2 separate regions of the Homo sapiens genome follow, and region 2 is linked to region 1. The links are chromatin loops, found by intact Hi-C in ENCODE. Cell type or tissue: heart left ventricle. All regions are shown on one strand.

What was found. Hi-C counts contacts between places; a loop is a spot of excess contacts. Peaks named below come from ENCODE experiments on the same cell type or tissue, not always from the same donor. Only the 100,000 strongest peaks of a DNase experiment are listed, where the experiment ranks them.
Region 2: it touches region 1 in a loop (1.9-fold over the local background); 1 of 110 quality-filtered maps calls a loop at or near these places.

What each region holds. Positions count from the first base shown.
Region 1 is chr10:63,717,245-63,722,244 of GRCh38, forward strand. No RefSeq gene overlaps it. Among named protein-coding and RNA genes, the nearest start is that of REEP3, 200 kb to the left of the region's middle. In heart left ventricle, a CTCF peak has its summit at 2,929 (motif pointing left); no DNase peak of the experiment used is centred here; H3K27ac peaks cover 1,373 bases.
Region 2 is chr10:63,362,359-63,367,358 of GRCh38, forward strand. All of the region lies in intron 2 of JMJD1C (jumonji domain containing 1C), which reads right to left. Among named protein-coding and RNA genes, the nearest start is that of MIR1296, 8.2 kb to the right of the region's middle. RefSeq lists an enhancer at 3,548-4,049. In heart left ventricle, no CTCF peak of the experiment used is centred here; no DNase peak of the experiment used is centred here.

The DNA of each region.
Region 1 (5,000 bases):
ATGATTTCTATCTCACATCATGAATTTATTTAACTCAAGGCAACTTGCAACCTTTGCTGCTGACTCACGGCCTGATTCCATGACTTCTTTGCATCTCCTTCTCTTACGGCTCTATCATACCATATTCTTCAATCTATTTCTGGTTCAGATGCTCAAGAGAGACAATTTGATTGCCTTGTTTATTTATTAACATAGTCTCATTTGGACAGAGCTTTTTATTCAGACAGAGTCTCACTTTGTCACCCAGGCGGGAGTGCAGTCGTGCAGTTGTGCAGTCACAGCTCACTGCAGCCTTGGCATCCTGGGTTCATGCTATCCTCCTGCCTCGGCGCCGCCCCCCCCCCGCCCCCAAGTAGCTGGGACTACGGGCACATGCCATCATGCCCAGCTAATTTCTTTCCTATTTGTAGTAGAAATGGAGTTTCACCATATTGTTCAGGCTGATCTCAAACTCCTGAGCTCAAGCAATCTGCCCGCCTCAGCCTCCCAAAGTGCTGGGGTTACAGGCATGAGCCACCATATCTGGCCAGAGCTTTTGTTTTAAATCATATGATAAACACTGGCCAGCTAAATTTCAGGCACCCCCTGCCCCCAATGCCCAGAGTTGTATCTAAGATTCGAGTGGTGTATGTAGCATTAAGGCATTGGAAAAAATACAGTCTTACCCTGTATGTACCCTGTATATATCCACCTTGGCCTTCATGTGACACTGAGCATAGCAGAGATCACCACTTATCTGCAGATATCCATGTACTCTTTCTTTGGTCAAAGAACTACCTTATTTTTACCTAGGCACAGGCTGCCCACTTCCCAGCCTCTCTGAAGTGAGGTGTGGACATGTGTCTAAGGCTGGCAGGTCGGCAGCAAGTGGGAACGGCGTACCTCCTCCTGGCTCAGGCCCTTAAATGGCATCTCTGAACCCTCAGCTTTGCACATCCCTTTTTCTCTTTCTCCCAGGCTGGAATGAGGATGTGGTGATGATGAGTTGGCTTTGTTTCCGTGAGGGCACAAGGATAGCATTCTGTGGGGTGGCAAAGTAACAAGATGAAAGGAACCTGGGCTCCTGGGTGATCTGGTGGTGCAGAGCAGCTCTAGCCCCCTGACCAGTATTACCTTGAACTTGTATGTGGATAGAAATGAGCATTCTATCTTGTTTAAGGCTCAGTTATGTTGGTCTCTTTGAAAACAGCTAAACTGATATCCTAAAGGATACTCCCATTTTCTAGGGGGGGTCCCTGCCGTACCCTCCTTTGTTTCTGATGGTCCAGCCTCTTCTGGTCTGTGGCTTCTGAGAGCTTTGCTTGTGCCGCGTTCTGCATGTTGGCGATATTCGAATGCTTCTTCGCCAGCTGCACTGTGAGAAACTCTGGTCTATGCTCATCTTGCATTTCTGGCACCATTCTCTGCCACCACACCACTCTGTGGCTTTGGAACTTTGTGAAGCTCTTAGCGGACCATCTGCCTAGACATGTCATACAGATTTTCCTTCCACTTCTGCACAAGCCAGATGTGGGGAACTAGAGAGTCCTATAGCTCCCAGATTCCACCCAAAGGGGAGCAGGATACTCAGCTCTAGAATCCCCAAACGTGTTTGGACATTTTATTATTCCTCCCTGTGACCCCAAATATAGGGCTCAGCTTAAGATAAAAGTAGGTTAGACCCAGGGTCCCTTTTCAGAAGCCCACTGGTGTCTTCACTTTTCTTTCAAATCTCTCCATTCTGCTCTATCAGATAAATCTTCTGAGTCTTGGGAGCAGAGGAAGCTCTGTCCTAACAGGGCAGGTTTCCTTCTACACCTTTTATCTCATTTCTGGGGCCTAAGCTTTAGGAAGATTCTGTTTTCTGGATTATGTTGTATCCTCCCTTCTCTGAGGCAATTAAGGCAGAACCTCATGAAGTGATAAACAGAATGCAGTAAATGGACAGAAGTGTCTGTTAATACTTTAGAATTTCACCTGCCATTTAACTAGCAGCCAATATTGTCAAATACTTGTCTTTTAGGAGTTTCTTCAGTCAATAAATCAGCCTGGTTTGTCATGGTGCAGTGGACAGGTCACTGGCTTGTGATTTGGAAGGTTTGTGTTCTACTCCTAGTTTACTCGTCGTTTTTGGAAGCAGACCCTCTATGTCAATAGCAAAGGGCAATTCCAAGTGGTAGTGTTCGTCTGTTTTTATCTGTGGACTTTGATTCTGCTGATTGTGTGACATTGGGAAATTGACCTAGATTTCATGCTTCAGTTTTTACTGTATATTTCCATAGCATGCTCTATCTCAGACTCAGGGAACTTATGTGAAGTGATAATAATGGTTAATATTTAAATAGAATCTCTAAAGAAAAAGTATTGTTTCTAGTACTTTATGTGTATGAATTCATTTGTGACTCATTCATAAGGTAGATCATGAGGTATAATCTAAAGTAGGGCTAGGATTTAAGCTTACACAGTCTGGTTCTAGGTCTGTGCTATTAATTATTAAGCCAGACAACCTCTTATAATAGGGAATAATTTGAAGGAGAGAAATGAAAAATGCCCTGCAATTATTCGAGTACTTTCCTAGTCTTATTTATAAATACCAATCTTTCAAAAGTAAACTGGGCCTCAATTCTGCTGAAACCATCTCAAATTTCAGATGAGGAATAGCTGAATGGATGCTAATACTGCAGTGATTACAATTATTAAACTATTCATTTTTATAAAATGAATAATGAATACACTTTAACCCACCTCCTTTCAAAAATGGTTTCAGGTCACAGATCAGTATAAGCAACTCAATTTTAATTCCAGCTTAGAAATAATAATTCAAAAATAGTATTTACTAAGTAATTAAGTAAGGGTTCTTTTAATTTTTTCGCCTTATGCTCATTAAATTATTTTAACCCTGGCCAGACTAATTGAAATTTAACTGCATGATAAAACTTTACCGCCATCTAGTGTCAGTCAGGAGCATTGCAGGAGTGTTGCTTTTTGAATCTGTTTTGGTAGCTACCTGCCGTATCTATGGCAATATTAAGCGGCACTCCCAGGTGGCACTCTTTGACTCCTATACCAGCGACCTTTGATTTTATAGATTATTCCAATAATTTGAGTTCAGAGGAACTAATTTCATGGCATTTCTTATTTCTAAATCCTGGTTTATTTTATGAGTGTGCTCTCAGGGGAATATAAGAATCTTTCATCCAAGTCAGGGATAGTTTCTAAATTCTCTGAATGTCCTCACCCCTAAGAGCTCTTGTTACTTTAGCTTCAAGATGGTAAACGTGGGGGAAAACTTTGTGCTATATATTTAAATTATTATGAGTTTTTTTTGTATATCAAGTATTTATGTGTACACTATAATAGTTATCTACTGCTGTGGGATAAATCGCCTCAAAATGTAGCAGCTTAAACAGCAAAAATTTATCTCACACTATTTCTGAGGGTCAGGAAGCAGAGAGTGGTTTAGCTGGGTGGTTCTGGCTAAGGGTATCTCGCAAGGTAAGTCAAGTGTGAGATGAAGCTGCAGTCATCTCAAAGCTCAACTGGAGCTGGAGAATCTGCTTCCAGACTCACCCGTGTTAGCAGGTTTTGGTTTCTTGCTTGCTGTCGGCTAGAAGCTCAGTTCCTTGACATGTGGGACTCTTCACAGGACGTGCTTCCCCTAGAGCAAGAGGAGAGGGGAAGAGAGTGAGAGACAGAGAGGAAGCCACAGTCTTTTAAAATAATCTAATCTTACTCTCATATGTTATTGATCAACCAAACCAGCCCTGGTCCCCTTGTGTGGCAGAGAATTACAGAAGCTTGTGAATAACAGTAGGTGGGGATCCTTGGGGCCATCTTGAAGGCTGGTGACTACACCCACCATCAAGCTTTATTAAATAGTAATGTTTTGCCTGATTTGGGTAACTGCTTCATAACATGAGTTTAGCCCAAGGCTAAATTCTGAGAGGTACAAATGGGAAACAACTTTTTCTCCCTTGGTTGCTTTCAACCATACTATGCTAAATCTCCCTTCTGTGCTCTGTAACTTCAATCTCTGGTAGATTTCATAGCTTTTGGCTCACATTCAGCTGTAACAAGAGTCCTTGTTTGTTTGTTTCTTATTTTTAATACATGGTTTCTTATTTTTAATACATGGTTTCACTCTGTTGCCTCACTGCAGCCTTAACCTCCTGGGCTCAAGTGATCCTCAATCTCAGTCTCCGGAGCAACTGGGACTACAGGAATATGCACCATACCTGGCTAATTGTGTGTGTGTGTGTGTGTGTGTGTGTGTGTGTGTGTGTGTGTGTGTGTATTTGGTACACATGAGGTCCCACTATGTTGCCCAGGCTGGTCTTGAATTCCTGGGCTCCTGCCTGGGCCTCCCAAAGTGCTGAGATTGCAGGCATGAGCCACTGTGCCTAGCCCCTGTTTTCAGGTATTAAAAATGTTAGTCTGGGCTGGGCATGGTGGGTCACGCCTGTAACTCCACTACTTTGGGAGGCTGAGTGGGAGGATCACTTGAGGCCAGGAGTTTGAGACCAGCCTGAGCAACCTAGCAAGACCCTGTCTGTATTAAAAAAAAAAATTAGCTGGGTGTGATGGTGCATGCCTATAGTCCCAGCTACTTAGGAGGCTGAGGTGGGAGGATCACTTGAGCTCAGGAGATTGAGGTTACAATGAGCTATGAGTGCACCACTGTCCTCCAGCCTGGGTGACAGAGTGAGACCCTGTATTAAAAAAACAAAACAAAACAACGCCCTCCCCAGCCAAAAAAAAACTTAGTCCAATCTCATATATAGCTTGAATCTTCTCTCCTTAACTCTTCTTACTTCTGACTCTGAGGAAGGAGAGCATGACTGTTCTTTCAGTGTTTTTCTGACTATTTCTCATCTCTTTCCTGCTTTCTAATTCCTCTAGTATAGAATCCAGCATGCAGATCAGAGAAAGAGGAGCAAAGTGTCACTGTACTTAGCTGGTATTGTATGTGATTCTCTCATGGATAATACTGGCTGGGACTCATTCCCTCTGTTAATCTGAGA
Region 2 (5,000 bases), 350 kb before region 1:
TATTCAGCCTCTACTGAATAACTTTAAGTGCACAATTCTTGCCATCAGATAGGCAAAAACTTAGTTGTAAATCACAATAGTTTAAATAGTTCAGTTACACATATATATATTTATTTATATATATATTTATTTATTTTTTAAGACAGGGTCTCACTCTTTTGCCCAAGCTGGGGTGCAGTGGCACAATGACAGCTCACTGCAGCCTTGGCCTCCAAGGCTGAAATGATCCTCCCGCCTCAGCCTCCCAAGTAGCTGGGACTACAGGTGGGCACCACCACACCTGGCTAATTTTTGTATTTTTTAGTACAGGTATGGTTTCACTATGTTACTTGGGCTAGTCTCGAACTCCTGGGCTCAAGCAATCTGCCTGCCTTGGACTCTCAAAATGCTGGGATTACAGGCATGAGCCATCATGCCTGGCCTAGTATATTGTATTTATATATAATTCCTAAAATATGATCAGTGCTTAGAAGACTGAGGATCCCTGACTAAGCATTCATAATTAAGCATGAGGCACTAAAAAGCTATTGAAAAACACTTTGTGAGTGAGAGTGGCTTGGTGAGTATTACTGTAGGGCACTTATTACCAGTATTTATTATTGTTCTTTTCTCAGGGACCTTCACTTTCCCTGAGGTAACAATCCTCTAATCATTTCAGGGGGGACGTAACTGGTTGACATGAAATAAATGGGGCTGAAAGAACCACTTAGAAAAAGGATTTTCATTTAATGCACTTGTCCTATCAGAAATTCTGATGGGCCAAATGTCCTTAAAGCCAGAACCTCTACTGTTCATATTCTTGAGAGAATGTACTGTAAGTGGTGAAGAGGTTAGCTTGCCAACTGTGAGAAGTATGAAGAAAGCACTGGGAGTCTACTTCTCTTCATACAATTCTTTTTTTTTTTTTTTTTTTTTTTCCTGATGGAGTCTCGCTCTGTCGTCCAGGCTGGAGTGCAGCGGTACAATCTTGGCTCACTGCAACCTCTGCCTCCCGGGTTCAAGCAATTCTCTTGCCTCAGCCTCCCGAGTAGCTGGGATTAGAGATGCATGCCGCCATGCCTGGCTAATTTTTTGTTTTTGGTAGAGATGGGGTTTCACAATGTTGCCCAGGCTGGCTGAGAACTCATGAGTTCAGGGAATCCGCCCACCTTGGCCTCCCAAAGTGCTGGGATTACAGGCGTGAGCCACCACGCCTAACCCATACAATTTTTCGATCAATTCCTGCATTATCAGTTCCCACCATCACTTCTACCATGCAAAGCATCTGGGGCTTTGATTTTGAACCTTTCTAAAATCTGCTAGCATTCCCCTCTGATGACATTTAGATTTCAGGTTTTTCTTTTTATGAGACAGGGTCTCACTCTGTCACCCATGCTGGAGTGCAGTGATGGCTCACTGTAATCTCTACTTCCCAGACTCAAGTGATCCTCCCCCTCTGGCCCCAGCCTCTCCCGGGTAGCTGGGACTATAGGTACACGCCACCATGCCTGGCTAATTTTTTTTTTTTTTTTTTTTGAGACAGAGTCTCACTCTGTTGCCCAAGCTGTAGTGCAGTGGCATGATCTCAGCTCACTACAGCCTCCACCTCCCGGGTACAAGCAATTCTCTTGCCTCAGCCTCCTGAGTAGCTGGGATTACAGTAATGCGCCACCATTCTTGGCTAATTTTTGTATATATTTTTTTTTACGTAGAGACTGGGTTTCACCATATTAGCCAGGCTGGTCCTCAACTCCTGACCTTAGGTGATCCGCCCACCTTGGCCTCCCAAAGTGCCGGGATTACAGGTGTGAGCCACTGCGCCCAGACTGTCTGGTTAATTTTTAACTTTTATGTACAGATGAGGACTTACTATGTTGCCCAGGCTGGTCTTCAACTTCTGGGCTCAAGCGGTTCTCCCACCTTGGCCTCCCAAAGTGCTGGGATTGGAGTGGGCAAGGGGTCAAAACAAAAACCTAGTGCTGAGATTACAGGCGTGAAGCCTGGCCCAGTTTTCTTTAATCCTGTTAAATTGGTCACTAATTGACACCCACTCCCTACATTCTAAAAATGTATTTCTATCTTGTGACCATTATCTCTTACTGTTCATCCTTTTTTTGTTGTTGCTATCTTGGTGCGATTTTGGAGGAAGCAAAGATAAGCAGGTTTTTTGTTTGTTTTTTGAGACAGGCTCTCACTCTGTTGTCCAGGCTGGATCACAGCTCACTGCAGCCTCAAACTCTTGGGCTCAAGAAATCCTCCCACCTCAGCCTTCTAAGGAGCTGGGACTACAGGAAGGCACCACTACACCTGGCTAATTTTTTGTATTTTTTGTAGAGATGGGGTTTCACCATATTGCTCAGGCTGGTCTCGAACTCTTGGACTCAAGTGATTTGCCTGCCTCAGCTTCCCTAAGTGCTGGGAGTACAGGCCACCTCACACGTGGCCGAGCACATGTTTTACCAGACAAATTTATCCAAGTCTCACCTAGATCAAACAAAGGGATGAATTACAGGATAATGTGCTAGCTGCTCTCAAATCCCACCATACTACAGCTATAGCAACCTACTTAAAATACAAAATTGATGATTTAATCCAGATAATTTTGGTTCCATGGCTTTCCATTCCCTACAGGAGGAATATTTCCAAAATTCTATTGTAACACAAGACCCTTTATGATTTGATCACCGCTTACTCCACTCCATCACAATTATTCTACCTATGCCAGCTTGGCACAAGACCTTGGGATTTCCCAATCAGGACCTGTTTTCTCATACAACGCCTTCCAACCTTTTTGGATCAGAAAATGCCAATTCAGCATTTAAAATCATAGCAAGCCTCATCCTCCTCTGTATCACTTTTCCTTAGCCAAGCCAGGCACTTCCTCTTCATTTGTCCCATTTTTATAAACTTTTATTCTATAACTGAATGTTTCATTTTCCACTTGTACATCTGTCTCCTTACTCTCTATACCTCCTGAACACAAAAATTTTAGTTTATTCTCATTTATATCTCCAAATCTTAAATTGTCTGATCAGAAGTAAACTAAAATAAAAATTAGGTTGTTTTCCTTTTAAGACTTTTCCTGAAACTAGGTTGATCAAAAAATACAAATGTTTTTCCATGATTATTCTCAGTAAGATTCAGTAATTCAGGCCAGGTGCAGTGGCTCAAGCCTGTAATCTCAGCATTTTGGGAGGCTGAGGCAGGTGGATCACGAGGTCAGGAGTTCAAGATTCAATAATTGGCAAGGTATAAGCTCCACTAGAGGAGAAAAAAAAGTATTATGCTAAAGATGGACTATTTGGGTTCCATTTTCACTCTCAGTTGTGCTACTAATTAAAATGAAAATGTAAACAAATCAATTAACATGATTATCCCAGACCTTTCTTTTCTTACTGGAAAAAAGAGGGCATTAAACTGGATGATGACAATAACACCATAACTACAAGCTTTTATAAAAGTCCTTTATATACAGTGTTAATACAGTGAAAGATCAACCTTATTGAAAGAGGTCTGGCTTCTGCCCTCAGCTACTGGGAAACAATCACTAGGCCTCTGGCATGTCTTGGCTGATACGAGTGTTTTTGTTCGTCTGGGGGCTTTGGCCACTGGACTATCTAAAAATGTGATTTACAATGGGAAGTACCCAGAAGAATTCCATAATGAAATGGGAATGGTCTGTGCAGGAAAATGCTACCAAAGGAACATATCATTATAATGAGCACATAGACCCTACTATATAACAGCACACAGTATGGCTTTGGGCCACAAAGTAATAGCTGTGACCTCCAGAGAAAGGAATAACTAAAGGTAATAGTTTGACATTCTGGAAGCAGCAGGAGACTAAAGGTCAGCCATGTGGGTGGTATGTGATCAAATCCCAATACAAACAATGATCACCAAAGGCTTTGCTGAGATTCCCTGTTTGACAATATTCTGTGAGTACTGTCATACACTGTGATTGAAATGAGCTAATGTTGTCTATGATACCACAGAGAGAGGGCAATCAGAAACTCTACATTTGGACTCCTCCTGGATTCTGCACCCTATGTCTCTCTTCCCTTGGCTGATTTTAATGTGTATCATTTCTACGTAACAAACTATAGCCATGAATATAATGAGTTCTGTGAGTTCTTCTAGCAAATTATCAAACCTGAGGTTGGTTTTGGAATCCCTCAAGCTTGCAGCAATGGTATCGGAAGTGGGCACAAGAATGACATTAACTTGCTGAAGCTGACTCACTGAATGAAGAGAAAGAATGAGGGATGACAAACCTTTGTTTCCTGGATGGTTACAAGGCCACTCATGGTATAAAACTATAGCTGTGCTATAATCATTTAATGGAGGTAAACATTACCAGTGGAATTTACAAATAATAGCTCCAACTACAGCTGTATTACAATCAATTAGTAGAAATAAAAGTTACCAGTGGGACTGAGAAATGATGGATCCAACTCCTGGGTGCCTGGGTCACTGGATACATAAGAAAATGTTACATAAACAATAAATAAAGTTACTATATAATCCCTTGATTATTGTTACCTGGAATAGCGAAACAGAAACGCAAATCCTAATGCTGGGCCAAGCCTGGTTTTTGGCCAGATCCAGTTATAGCCAGTAGTCACAGACCCACTGCCATATGTAAAAGTCTTACCAAAATAACAGGCAATAAAGATTCATAAGACAATGGAGAAAAAGAAAGAGGAGATTCAAGAGACTAGTCCCAGCTGGGTGTAAATCTTTAAACAGTTATTGAGAAATGGGATAAAATATTGAAGCCAAAACAAAGGTCACACTGCAGCACTCTCAGAGGTTGAGTGGACCAATGAGCCCCTGCTGGTCTCCTTCCATTAAAGAGCCCTAAACAAATCTGCTTTATTCACCCTAGTTTTTTTTTGTTTTTGTTTTTGTTTTGTTGTTGTTTGTTTTGAGATAGAGTTTCATTCTTATTGCCCAGGCTGGGGTGCAATGGCATATCAGTTCACCGCAACCTCCACCTTCCAGGTTCGAGCAATTCTCCT